Regions from separate parts of the Homo sapiens genome. Here region 2 is linked to region 1. The links are chromatin contacts, found by Hi-C or POLR2A ChIA-PET in ENCODE. All regions are on one chromosome and are shown on one strand. Each heading gives the region's core, a stretch centred on a gene start or an enhancer-like site at or near the end of the contact. The rest is flanking DNA. Distances are from core to core; before and after follow the strand shown.

What was found. A loop is a pair of places that touch in the nucleus more often than their neighbours do. ChIA-PET counts read pairs that join two places held with the same protein, here RNA polymerase II (POLR2A). Pooled maps may share reads with other maps.
Region 2: a pooled map shows a loop between it and region 1 (7-fold over the local background). The contact joins the promoter of PTGES3 here to the promoter of TARBP2 in region 1. A Hi-C loop is called at or near these places in 4 of 50 pooled maps. POLR2A ChIA-PET finds 5 or more read pairs at or near these places in 2 of 52 experiments (T-cell and activated CD4-positive, alpha-beta T cell).

The regions. Positions count from the first base shown.
Region 1 is chr12:53,496,747-53,503,611 of GRCh38, forward strand. It overlaps TARBP2 (TARBP2 subunit of RISC loading complex), which reads left to right and starts at 4,537. Exons shown (of 9, transcript NM_134323.2): 1 at 4,537-4,715; 2 at 5,269-5,438; 3 at 6,281-6,383. The coding sequence starts at 4,663. MAP3K12 (mitogen-activated protein kinase kinase kinase 12) reads right to left here and starts at 2,712. Exons shown (of 14, transcript NM_001193511.2): 1 at 2,681-2,712. RefSeq lists a silencer at 2,829-3,078 and an enhancer at 4,172-4,471.
Region 2 is chr12:56,684,441-56,691,488 of GRCh38, forward strand. It overlaps PTGES3 (prostaglandin E synthase 3), which reads right to left and starts at 3,844. Exons shown (of 8, transcript NM_006601.7): 1 at 3,558-3,844. The coding sequence starts at 3,559. RefSeq lists silencers at 1,445-1,504, 3,891-4,080 and enhancers at 2,951-3,000, 3,111-3,230, 3,729-4,254, 4,731-4,780, 5,307-5,832.

The DNA.
Region 1 (6,865 bases), core at 3,287-5,786:
ACATAAAATTTAAATTGTAAAAGAGAAAATAAGATTGATGGACTGCTCATGCATTCCTTCACTTAGCTTATTAGGACAGTTGTGCAATAGGGAGAGGGTAGGTGGTAGAGGAGAGAACACAGGCCTCAAAATCAGAGTGGCTTCCTGAGGTCTTGTCTCTGCTCCTGGCCAGTTGGGTGACCTGGCCTGAGACTTTTCAACAAACCTCAGTTTCTTCATTGCTAAACGGGGACAGTGGTACCTATGTCCCACAGTGGCAATGCAGTACATAATGTGGTGGGTAAGAACACAGGTTCTGGGTTACACAGACCTGGGTTCAAATCCTACCTCTTGCCACATACTAACTTTTTTACTTTAAACAAATTACTTAAGTTTCAGTTTTCTCCTCCATCAGAGATGATGATAACACTATCTCACTTGGTCTTGTTACGGGCATGATTAAGAAAATCAAAATAAAGTTCTTGGCCCAGGACCTGGCACACAGGAAGCTCTCTATAAGCATTAGCCATATGGAAAGTGCCTAACACACACTTGTAAGTTTTTTATGAATGTGATTCCCTTCCCTTCTTTCCCTTGTTCTCTCTCTCAAAGCAAGTGCCAGTAGGGAGGGTATGGGTGGAAAGGGAGGTGGAGAAACAAGAGGGAAAAAAAAGACCAAAGAATGAAGAAACCAAAGGGCAAGGGCTCTATCCTGAATGATCTTTAGCCTCCTCTGGAATCTGGTCACTGTCACAGTCTCCTCACCTTCTCCACGCACACATATGACCCCAGTCCTTCTGGGAGCCAATGAACCAGACAGACCAGTCTCTGTGGCCAGGCCCTCATGAAGCCCCTATGTCCCCTGCTGGCATCATCTCAACAGTATCCTCCTTCTTCCCAGCATCACCTCAGTCAACAGTGTGAGTGAATGCATGAGTGGCTGGCGTGAGGGGCAGACATTTCCACCTCACTGGAAGAAGCATGGCAGCTGGGGGTCCCAGGGCTTGACTGGTGTAGGGCTGAGGACCTGAATGTAGGGGTGATCTCCAGTCCACCCTAGCAAGGACTTCTTACAGGGTTGATTCCTTCTTTCTCTCCAGATCCAGGCAGGGGAGAGGGAGGACTGTGCATTACGAGAGTCCGGGCTGTGAGTGGTAGAACCAAGAGTCCTCTTCCTAGAAAAGCCTGATCCTACCACAGTGTCACCACGAGGGGAAAAGCAATTGGTTTTTAGAAGGGTTCTGCCCTCTTCAGCTATAAGGAAGCCTAGGAAATCCTGAGCCATGTCTAACTTCTTGCCTCCTCTGTCCATAACTGGGATGGATATTTAGCTGGTGTCTCCATGTTGAGAGCTGGGGTTTTCCTAACATTACCCCAGTTGACAATGGGAGTGAGTGGATGAATGATACGCTTGAGGGGACACACTTTTTTTCACCTGTAAGTGTGAGATAGGAGGGAGTGGGGCCCTAAAGCTCAGAGAAACTTCAGTGTCTGGACAGGAAGGCTCAGGGGGCACTTGAGTCCTATCCTTCCTAAATCCTTTCTGTTAGCCTTAGCTTGGTAGGACCCTCTGGCTGAAACTCAGAGCTCCTAGAGCAATGGAGTCCACCTTGAGAACTGCAAGGGAAATGTGTTTAGAGGGATGCACTGACTGTGGCTTGAGACGACTCTGGGTGGGGTGAGGAGACCTCATGTGCACTCCCTTCTGATTGGAGGCCACTCACCTACGCTCCTCTGAAAAAGGCAGCAGATGAGCATCTACAAGGTAGGACTCCTCCCTTAATTCTAAGGGACACCTCACTGTTTCCTCCCACTGTCTACAGAGCCTTGACTCTTCCCTCCTCTCAGTCAAGGCCTTGGTTACCAGCAAGTCTCAACTCTTGTTTATTTTTAAGCCAATGAGTTTGAGGAGTGTTTGTGGGAAAGGGAGGAGGTTTTTGGAGGGCCTGACTGGGGGAGATGGGTTAGGGGAGCCAGAGGAGATGGAGAGAAAGAGGAGGGAGAAACCCACACGTGAATGGGGGAGGGGAGGATGCAACAGCTGGATGGAGGTGAATGCCACAGCTGGAGGTGAATGCCACAGCTGGAGGGGATTAGGAGGATCACAGCTTGAAGGGGAGGGGGACCAACGCCTGGGCATGCAGGAACAGGTGCTCTCTGACTAATCTTCAGGTCCAGCCTGCTGTGTGTGTGTGTGTGTGTGTGTGTGTGTGTGTGTGTGTGTGTGTGTGTGTGTGTGTGTGTGTGTGTGTGTGTGTGTGTGTGTGTGTGTGTGTGTGGAGATGGTGGGTATATCAGTCCTTGCCCTTCCTTTCCTTCCCTAGAGGGGGCCAAAACTCTCCCTCCTCCTTCCCTCTCTCTCTTCCTGAGGATGAGTGGGAGGAGATGTTCTCTTGCCCTCTGTCCTTTAAGTCTGTCCCCCAATCATCCTCCACCCCACCCCAATACGGTCCTTTCCAGCTCTGGAGGCCCTTCGTCTCCAAGCTGGGCCGCGGCATCCCTCCGCTCCATTCCCTTCCTTCCCAGCCCCACAGGCGTCGGGTCCAGGTCCCCAGTTCCTCCATCCCCACAGCCTCAGCATCCCCACGCCATCACCCCGCACCAGGCCACATCTGCATCCCGACCCTCCCTCCACGCCCGGATCCCAGGACCCAGACCCATCCCTGCCCCCCACCCCCCCACAACTCGGCCAGGCTCTCACCTCGGGGGCTCCGCGGCCGCAGCACAAAAGGCGGCGCTGCTGCAGCTCCGCTCCGGATGCTGCTCCCGCCTCCTCCTCCTTCTCCTCCTCCTTCCCTCCTCCCCCCGCTGCCCTCCACCGGACCCGGGGCGCTGTCACAGGCGATGCTCGTGCGGTGTCCGGATGCACGGGTGTCAGCTTCAGCTTTCTGCCCCCACCCCCCGACCCCTAGCCCCGTCCCTGCTCGGCTTGAACTCCCGCTCCTTCCAGGGCCCCCGCCCCTGGCCCCCCGGGACGGACACGCCCTGAGCGGGGGATGCTGCGATGGAGCCGCCGGCCTCTTAAAGGAGCCCGCTGCTGCCATCCGGCGCGCTCCAGGCTCGTACCTGGCCCGCCTGGGCCCCGCGCCTCCCTGCTGGCGGTGTCCTATGGAGGTCCCACCTCAGGCCTCAGGCTGATTCCACAGGAACCCCCTATGACCCGTCTTATAGACTCCTTTCTACATCGGAGAGAGCAGCCCCTCAGTTGGGATCCCTAGCGCTCTGGCATTGCTCCCCCTATCATACCGATCTTGCCAGCTCTCCTTCCCTTGATTGTCACCACTCACTCCAATTTCACCCACTTGGAATTCACTCGGCTCTAGGCCCCATCCTCCTCCAGTGTTCCTGGATGACCCCTCATTATCATTTCAAGATTCCTCTGGACCTCCAACCCCGGCTCAGAGTAAGACATCTTTCTTGACCCCTTCTCAGAACACTCATTAGAACCTTTTTTTTTTTTAATGTGGTCTCTCCCTTTCTCTCTCCAAGGTCACAAGATTTCCCTCAGCCCAGTGGTTGTGCAACTTTGGGGGAGGAGGCAATGGGGCTCTAGGACTAAACAATGCGCGTCTGCTCAACACCCAGATCAGTTGATTAATCTTAGGCGGCCAAAATTCACTTTTGCTCTCTTCAGCTGAGAGACCCAAGACTCATGGAAGAGGGAACAAGACCACCAAGGTGCCTAGTCCTTCTAATCCTGTCGTCCCACATTACAGCCTGATTATCAGGCCCCAGAGGTTTCCTCGCCAGTTAAAGAGAGGTTCACTAGAGCGGTTCTAAAAAGGTTTCACAAAAGAAGCAACACCTGAAGGGAGGTGAAGGACGACCTAGGAAAAGGAAGCAAGTTCTGTGTCACGGAGGCCCAAGGGCAAGGGGCTTAGGCTGTGGGTTGAGGGGACTGTCTGAGACGGACTTAAACCTGCACCAGCTCCAGAGCCCTGCGGAAACAGAGATCGGTCCCCTCCGGCGTCTAGGTAAGGCCCACCCTCCCAGACCGCAAAGAGCCAGGATCCGACGGCAGCCTCTCCGGACCAATCACAACCTTCCTTCATCAAGGAGGCGGGGTCGGGGGGGGCTGACTTTTCCTTGTCTCCGCCCCTTTAGTCGAAGTAACCAATCTCAGTGCACCTAGGGGAAGTAATCGCAATGGGAGTAACCAATGACGCCATGAAGCTTCTCGTGCGTGCTTGACCCTGCCTCTCCAGCTGCGACACAGATGGCGCGCGGGCTCTTGGGTTCTGTAGTTTTCTCGCGATCCAAAAGGCTCCGTGCCCAAGTGAGTCCTTACCGCCTCCCTACCCAGCGGCTTCCCCTCCGCTAGTACGCATGTCCACAGCTTCACGGACCGGGAGAGAGGGGGCGCGGAAGGAAGGAGGCGGGACGGTATTACAAACAAAAAAATACGGCCTTCTCGAGAAGCGACGGCGGAGGGCCCGCTCCTCCCAGAAGGCGGTGCAGCCTGCCCGGGCGAGCCACGCACGCAGAGGGTTGTGGGGCGGATAGCTCCCCTCCAGATGGAGGCTCACGAAGTAGGGTGGGCGGGGGACTCCATATCCCAGCGTGCCCCGCGGCGGGCCCTACCGGCCGCGACTCCGGGCTTGGCCCCGGCCCTAGCTCGTCGGCTGTGTATTGGGGCGCGTGGAGGCTGCAGTCACGGTGGCGCCCGCGGGGACGGAGGAGGGAATGAGTGAAGAGGAGCAAGGCTCCGGCACTACCACGGGCTGCGGGCTGCCTAGGTGAGCCGTCTCGTACCGATTCCTTCAGGGCGAAAAGCGTGGGGCCGTGCGGAGGGAGTAGCGGCGCGGCCCCAGCATGCACCTGGCCTGAGGGTTGTTCCCGGCAAGCACTGGGGCAGTGGGCAGTGGTTCCCGGCGTGCACCGGGGCAGTGGCTGCTGCCTCCAGCTCTAAATAGTTTGGGGTTGGCCCGGTTCCCAGACTGCACTGGAACACTGGGCTTTATGCCCCCACATTCAGTGCATTTGGTGGGTACTGGGTTCCTGGCTTGCACTGTGTCAGGGGGTATGCACTTTCAACCTGCATTGGGGCACAGGATCGTGCCCACCTTAACTGAGGCAGGAGCAATGCATTCTTCCCCCCTTGCTTTGGGGTAGTGGGCCCTACTTTTCCAGCCTGCACCTCCACTTGGAACCCAGCCAATGGATGCTAGACTGTCTGGGGTTCCTTGGACCCTATGTCCCCCATAATGTGCCTAGGTCTGGTATGGAAGTGCTTGGCTAGGTGGGTGCAGAGAGGGGAGGTGTGATGTGGGTCTGTGCCCCTTCCCCCAGTATAGAGCAAATGCTGGCCGCCAACCCAGGCAAGACCCCGATCAGCCTTCTGCAGGAGTATGGGACCAGAATAGGGAAGACGCCTGTGTACGACCTTCTCAAAGCCGAGGGCCAAGCCCACCAGCCTAATTTCACCTTCCGGGTCACCGTTGGCGACACCAGCTGCACTGGTGAGGAAGGCTTGGGCAGCCTGGCTGGGGTGTGCATTTGCAGGTCCCCATGGCTTTGTTTCTTGGAGTCTCTCTCTTCACAGTCCTTTTCTCCAAGGCCAGTGAGGGAAGGAGAGATTTCAGGGGAAAAGCTACTGACTGGATTGGGAGAACAGGGCTGTAAGAAGGTGGGTAGGACGTGGGAGAGTTAGAGGAGCGAGCAGGACTCCCACAGTGATCTGGCAGATCCCCATCACCCTAGAGGAAAAGTAAGAGAAGATAACTGAAATCCCAGTGGAGTATTTGGGGGAGTGAGTGCCTGGCGTGCTGGGCTCTGTTCCCGGTGCTTAACCAAATTCCCGTTTAATTTTAAACCTCAGTCTAACCAATGATTGTAGGTGGTAGTATCCGCCCCCCCGACTCCTCCCCCCGCCCGCCCATGTTGAATATGAGGAAACTGAGTGTTTGAGATAGTAAATGGCTGGTGCATGGTCACATGCCTAGTATGTGGCAGAGTGGGGCTTTTACTCCAGAGCCTACCCTCTCTTATTCCAGCTCTCTGTATTTATTGAGGGAAAAGAAAGTGCTTTGCAAAGGAAATTAAAGCATTTGCGCTCAGAAGTCCACCCAAGGCGTTTGAGCTCAGAAGTCCTGCTTGGCATGGCTTAATTCTGGAAGCTAACGGAAAGATAAGGGCTCTTCCTTCCAGCAATTAGTGAAACACTTCCAGTCTTCAGCAGGGGGAGGTTGGTCAGAAGGGGCTTGATTGATTCCCTCTGGCTACGAGGAGAGAGGCTGTGGGATGCTGGTTTCTTTCCCGTCCTTTCAGTGACCTCCAGTATTGCCCATGCCCCCTCTCTCAGGTCAGGGCCCCAGCAAGAAGGCAGCCAAGCACAAGGCAGCTGAGGTGGCCCTCAAACACCTCAAAGGGGGGAGCATGCTGGAGCCGGCCCTGGAGGACAGCAGGTGAGGGAGGAACCGAGGCATCCCAGAAGCCCTTCAAGGAACCCAGGCCCTGCACCACCCACTCTGCCCCGAGGCCTGGCCAGGTGACACTTAGCCACCCTGACCTGGCCTCTTCCTGAGAGTCCCTCTGGACCTGAACAGGGTTTTCCAGGGCTTCTGCTGCTATGAAGAATTCTTGGGGTGGAGGGGTTGGTTAGCCCCATAGAGGGGTTGTGGCAGTAGGTTGGGGCCTGGGTTAGGGAGGGAGAGGGGTAGAGGCTTGAGGCTAAAGGGAGTTACTCCCCAACATACCTCCTTGTTCTAGCAAGATGTCCTTCCTTCACGCGCAGGTTGGAGTTTGTTGCTCCTCTGGTTCTTGGGTACAAAGATACCCTCTTCTCTGAGACTCTCTTTTCTCAGTCTTTTCGCCGGTGTTTGGCAGCAAAGGATCCGAGGAGGAAGCTGTTGGTTGAGCCTCCCTGATTCTTTGGCTCAATTTGGAA
Region 2 (7,048 bases), core at 2,594-5,093, 3.2 Mb after region 1:
TAACAATATAGCATATGTTCACTACGACAATTTGTTTTGCAGGCTAAAGATGGACAATTTTATTTTGGAGATTCGTTCCTACACAGCTGAATGACAGGAAGATTTTTACCAAAATCAGAGACGCAAGTTTCTGGACAACTTCCTAATTATATACAAGACATTAGACAGGAAAAACAACAACTTCCAACATCTCTAAAATAAATAAAACATTTTACTTTTTCTCTATTTTTAATCGGTCGAACGACAATGATTCAAAAAGAAAATGCGAAGTAGCACCCTCTGGCAAGGTTAGTTAAGCGGAAAATCTTAAGTGGGGGAAGGTCCTAAAAATCCCAGCCTTCTCCAAGATAGGTCCGAAATTAAGAGCTTTTATGTAAATTATGAGACAAACTTTTATAACTTAGGATTTAAAGAAATGTAACTACGAAATCGCTGAAGAGCAAATGAGTAAATCAAATGAGAAAACACACTCCCAAGCCTTTAAGACACCCAGCATAAATCTCTCTCTCCCCAGAGCTTAAAAAAAATTTATTAGCCAGGCATGGTGGTGCTTGCCTGCAGTCCCAGCTACTCGGGAGACTGAGGCAAGGAGGATCGCTTGAGCCCGGGAGGTAGAGGTTGCAGCTGCACTCCAGCCTGGGTGACAGAGGAAGACCCTGTCTCCAAAAAAAACACTTTTAAAACAAGTTATCAACAAAATAAACCCTTATCAGCCAGATTCTTAAGACTGGATGACGACCCATTAAAGGCTTCTTCCACTTCAAATAACTGACTTACAACTTTCATTTTAAAATTTAAGTCTTTAGCTTGTTAAGAGTCCCTGAAGAATTTACTAAACGGCATATATTATTTTTAAAAGAATATTTTAGCTGGTCTCTTCAAAACACTTGTTTCCCCCAGCCCAACACTCTTCAAGTGGCATTGAATCACTCGTTTTGAAGGTAGCATTTTTTCTTTTCTTTTTTTTTTTTTTTTTTTTTAAGACAGTCTCGCTGTGTCGCCCAGGCTGGAGTACAGTGGCGCAATCGCCGCTCACTGCAAGCTCCGCCTTCCGGGTTCAAGCCATTCTCTTGCCTTAGCCTCCCAAGTAGCTGGGACCACAGGCGCCCGCCACCACACCCGGCTAATTTTTTGTATTTTTAGTAGAGACGGGGTTTCACCGTGTTAGCCAGGATGGTCTCGATCTCCTGACCTCGTGATCCACCCGCCTCGGCCTCCCAAAGTGCTGGGATTACAGGAGTGAGCCACCCCGCCCGGCATGAAAGTAGCATTTTTATTTTTTAACTAGAGAGGCTACTTTTTGGAATAGTCTCTCTACTGCTACACTTACTTTTTTTTTTTTTTTTTTTTTTTTGAGACGGAGTCTCCCTCTATTGCCCAGGCTGGAGTACAACGGCGCAATCTCTGCTCACTGAAACCTTCACCTCCTGGGTTCAAGCGATTCTCCTGCCTCAGCCTCCGGAGTAGCTGGGACTACAGGCATGCACCACCACACCCAGCTAGTTTTTGTATTTTTAGTAGAAACGGGGTTTCACCATATTGGCCAGGCTGGTCTCTAACTCCTGACCTCGTGTTCCGCCTGCCTCGGCCTCCCAAGTATAGGGATTACAGGCGTGAGCCACCGCGCCTGGCCTTACACTTACTTTTCACCCAAGTTTTTAAATCTACTTTCCTAGTAATAGCCGTTCCTTACCTATTTAAATATCTCATGTGGCCTCCATCAAATGCTTCTACTTCAAGCCAATTTTAAACATACTTTTCGCGAAAAGATATGTTGTTTGGCTCTATTATTAAAAGCTGCTTAATGCCTCATCTGACAAAAAATTTCCCCTTACAGATTTTCAGAGTATGAAAGGTTAAGACTGATGTCCCTTCTACATTACTTAGGAGAGCTTTCAAATAGAAAAGCAAAAACTATTTTATATACATTCAAATTTATTTATTTATTTTGAGACGGGTTTTCACTCTTGTTGCCCAGGCTGGAGTGCAATGGCATGATCTCGGCTCACCGCAACCTCCACCTCCCAGATTCAAGCGATTCTCCTAACCTCAGCCTCCCGAGTAGCTGGGATTACAGGCATGTGCCACCACGCCCGGCTAATTTTTTTTGTATTTTTGCAGCGACGCGGTTTCTCCATGTTGGTCAGTCTGGTCTCGAACTCCCGACCTCAGGTGATCCGCCCGCCTCGGCCTCTCAGAGTGCTGGGATCACAGTTGTGAGCCACCGCGCCCAGCCTAATTCAAATTTTTTAAAACCCCGATTACGTATCACTTTCGGGGAGGGGGCTCCTTCAAAAATTCTAACATGCTGTGCTCTAGAAGCTTGTTCCCAGTGATAAACTCGCTTCAGCCTCACGCATCCCTTTAGATTTCTAGCCAATATACTCAGCCTCAGTATCATGACTTGAATCAAGCAAATCCTTATTACTTTTCCAAAGACATAAAGTCACTCCCCTCTTCTCTCTTCTGAATGGAGTCTAAAACAAAAGAAAAAAAAGGTTCCACCTTAATTGTTCTCCATACCTTTTAGGACGTAGTTAGTACCTTGAAAAATAACCTCCCGTCAAAAAAAAAAAAAAAAAAAAAAAAACCCTGTAAAACCGGCAGTTCCCACTGTACGCGGCAGTGCCAAGAATTCTTACCGGTTAAAATCGCCAAGGCTTTCCTTTATCATCGTAAAATGAAGACTGCCATAGAATCTGTATTCACCTCCACACAAATTTAAGATCTTTGGGACGACTGTAGGTTAATTAAATGCCTACTACATACCTATTTCATCCTACACTGTAACAAGATAGTGAAACCTCACCTCAAGTAGAACATGAAACACAGAAAATGTCCGTATCTTTCCAAAGTCGACACGTGCGGAACTACCTGCTCAATGGTAACTCCTCCTCGCTGCCAGGGAAGCGGCTGAGTTTTGGCAACCTCCCGTGTTTTCAAGAGACTGGAGTTAGGAGGCGGACTGGAAGTACCCACACTCAAGAAACCCAGACACTGGAGAGGGAAGTATGTTGCGGCGTGGGCATGGCTTCCTTCTAGTTGCCTAGCAGTACCTGCAGCTCACGGCGAGGTCCGCGTGGGGCTCTCCCAGGAGCTCCGCCAGGCACCTGGCGGCACCCACCACAGGTGCACTCGACTCAGGGCCTGGCCCCGGGACCACAAAGCAACAGAACCGGAGCGCCCAAGCAGCCGAGAGGCGACCCACGAAGGTTCACGCTTCAGGGCGCCGCATGGCGAGCAGCTACCGGGAGCTTAAGGCCTAGGGTGAAGTTACCGAAAGAGGCGAGTAACCCAGACAGCCAAAGGGGTAAAAGTAGGATTTCCGGCATGGGGAAGCCAAGGAACGGTTCAGGGGTGGGGGAAGCAGACATCTGGAGGAAAAATGTCCTCCACCCGCCAACGGTAACCGGAACAAGGATCCTGGACCTCCCGCCCCCAGGCAGGAACGACTGCCACCACCGATGCGAGAAAGGCTAGGGGGCCGCTTCCAGGGAGCCCCCAACGCGGCCTCGGCCTCACTCGGCGACCTTCCCTCGGCGGGGTGTCGCACTCACATTGTGAACGGGGCAGGGGGACGGGCGAACTGGTGGGCGGGCCTCTCTGGCGGCGGCTGCTGCTAGGGAGTCGACTTCTCTCCGGTGGCGACTCCGCTTTTTCTCTCCGGTCGCGGCCTCTTCTCGCTTCCCTCAGGCGACGGCGGCAGCGGCGGGCTCGACCTCGGGCCCCAGAATGCACCGCGCGGAAAGAGCGGCTCCTCCGGTCGGGGAGAAGAGGAAAGTGTAGGAAAAGGGGCGCGAGGACGGAGAATGAACGTGCGTGCGTGCAAACGAGGGGTGGTGAGGCCGGGCGGCGGCTGGTGACGCAGCAAAATGCCCGGGCCTTGCCGCCGCGCGTGCGCAGTCCTTGTTTTTGGGCTCCGGCGCGGCTTTCTAGAGATATCTACGGAAAGGGCGGGGCCTCCCAGCTCCTTCGCGATCCTTCCTGGCGCCGGCCCCGCCCTTCGTCCGCCACCCCACCCCCACTCCGCCCCCTGCTAGTCCCTACGCGTTCCCGCCTCTCCTCCCGCTCTGTCTTCTCGCGTTAGAAAACCGTTAGTGGCCCAACTGCCCTGCCATGCGCCTTCGGCGATTTCTCTGAGAAACGGTTGCGTTGACAGTGGGAGGCAAGGCTGAGGCGGAGGGACACGGAGTCGGGATCCTGGAGAACTGAAATGGCGCGTTGGTTACTCTTGAGGGAGTAAATCAGCTCACTGAGTCATCATTCCACCACAAAAACCTGTAAAAAGCCTGTGCTGTGGAAAAGGGCTCACTTCAGAATCAAGGGCCTGGGTCCACCTCGCCATTTTTCTGAAGGTTGGAGGCTCTGTCCAGGGACAGCGGAAATTCGAGGTTCTTGGCGGAGGAGGAGCATTTGCCAATTGGGGCGGGCTTTTGCCCCTACCTTGAGACCTTAGTGCTGTAGATGAGCCAGGAAAGGTATTTGAGGGGAGAGTCTAGGTTTCTGGGAATGGAGAGAGTAGGACATTGTGTGTTTCCACGCACATCGTTTGGGGGAGAAGGGGTTCCCCGTCGCTTTGTGCAACATATTAGTAGGGTGTAGTAGGGGTAGCAACCAAGAGACCCAAAACAGTCCTGCTTAAGAAGAAGCCGCTTAACGGTGGATTGGGGAAAAATACTCTAGTGCGCTGCATTTTGAACAGGAAGGAGGTTTAACGAAAGTGCTATAAAACCTTTCTGAAGAACGGGGCTTCATAATAAGCACTAAGGTATTTAGTGTCTGTGTTGTGCAGGACAGGTAGTGGGAGCTACGAAACCTGGACCCTAGCTCAAATGCCATTAAAAAGGGAAATTGGGCGGGGCGCCCGTGGCTCACGCCTATAATCCCAGTACTTTGGGAAGTTCGGTGGGCGGATCACCTGAGGTCAGGAGTTCAGGACCAGCCCACCCAACATGGTGAAACCCCATCTCTACTAAAAATACTAATTAGCAGGGCGTGGTGGCACTTGCCTGTAATGCCAAATACTAGCTAGTATGAGGCGGGAGGATAGCTCGAACCCCGAACCCGGGAGGCGGAGGTTGCAGTGAGCACTCCAACTTGGGCGACAGAGTGAGACCCTGTGTCAAAAAAAAAAAAAAAAAGGGAAGGGGCCGGGCGCGGTGGCTCACGCCTGTAATCCCAGCACTTCGGGAGGCAGAGGCGGGCAGATCACGAGGTCAGGAGATTGAGCCCATCCTGGCTAACATGGTGAAACCCCGTCTCTACTAAAAATAAAAAAAAATCAGCCGGGTGTGGTGGCACACGCCTCTAGTCCCAGCTACTCGGGAGAGCGAGACAGGAGAATCGCTTGAACCCGGGAGGCGGAGGTTGCAGTGAGCCGAGATCGCGCCACTGCACTTCAGCCTGGGCGACAGAGTGAGTCTGGGTCTCAAAAAAAAAAAAAAAAAAAAAAGGAAGTTAACTTGGCGCACTGGTTCACGCCTGTAATCCCAACACTTTGGGAGGCCGAGGCCAGTGGATTACTGGAGATCAGGAGTTCAAGACCAGCTTGGCTAACATGGTGAAACCCCCGTCCCTACTAAAAATACAAAATATTTGGCCAGGAGCAGTAGCTGACGCCTGTAATCCCAATACTTTGGGAGGCCGAGGCGGGCGGATCACGAGGTCAGGAGTTCAAGACCAGACTGGCCAACATGGCAAAACCCCATCTCTACTAAAAATACAAAAATTAGCTGGGCGTGGTGTGCCTATAATCCCAGGTACTCAGGAGTCTTAGGTGGGAGAATCTCTTGAACCCGGAAGACGCAGGTTGCAGCGAGTCTAGATTGTACCACTGTACTCCAGCTTGGTGACAGTGAGACTCTGTGTAAAAAAAAAAAAAAAAAAAAAAAAAAGAAAAGAAAAAATAGGTCACAACCAAATAATGGTGGCACTGAATGTCAGGCTAAATTTTTTTTTTTTTTTATGTTTTTGAGACAGGGTCTCACTTTAACTCAGGCTGGAGTGCAGTAGTGGTATCACAGGTCACTGCAGTCTTGACTTCTGGGTCCAATTGATCCTCCTGTAACGACTGAATTTAAATATATGTCCAGAGTCACAAATTGCAAAAGAGAACTTTATAGACTGATTTGAGCAATTAAAAAAATTGTTAATTGAAGGTGAGAACAATCCTATTTTATAAGGGGGCTTTCTAATAAGATAACAACTTAGAAGTTGTTAATTTTGTATTAGGAAGTCAAAGGGAAAGGGTGCAAAATGGTAAAAATGTCTCCTGGAGGCCGGGCGCGGTGGCTCACGCCTGTAATCCCAGCATTTTGGGAGGCCGAGGCGGGCGAATCACCTGAGGTTGGGAGTTCGAGACCAGCCTGACCAACATGGAGAAACCCCATCTCTACTAAAAAACACAAAATTAGCCGGGCGTGGTGGCGCATGCCTGGAATCCCAGCTACCAGGGAGGCTGAGGCAGGAGAATTGCTTGAACCCAGGAGGTGGAGGTTGCAGTGAGCCGAGATCATGCCATTGCACTACAGCCTGGGCGACAAGAGCAAAACTCTGTCTCAAAAAAAGAAAAGTCTCCTGGGTATAGGGAATAAAAATTGGGCCGGGCGCGGTGTCTCATGCCTGTAATCCCAGCACTTTGGGAGGCCAAGGCAGGTGGATCACCTGAGGTCAGGAGCTCAAGACCAGCCTGGCCAACATGGCAAAACCCCATCTCTACTAAAAATACAAAAATTAGCTGGGCGTGGTGGCAGGCGCCTGTAATCCCAGCTACTTGGGAGGCGGAGGCAGAATTGCTTGAACCTGGGCGGCAGAGGTTGCAGTGAGCCGAGATCATGCCATTGCACTCCAGCCTGGGTGACAAGAGCGAAACTCCATCTCAAAAAAAAAAAAAAAAAAAAAAAAAGACGGGGCACGCGTGGCTCACGCCTGTAATCCCAGCACTTTGGGAGGCTGAGATGGGTGGATCATGAGGTCAGGAGTTCAAGACCAGCCTGGCCAAGACGGTGAAACCCTGTCTCTACTAAAAATACAAAAATTAGCCAGGCTT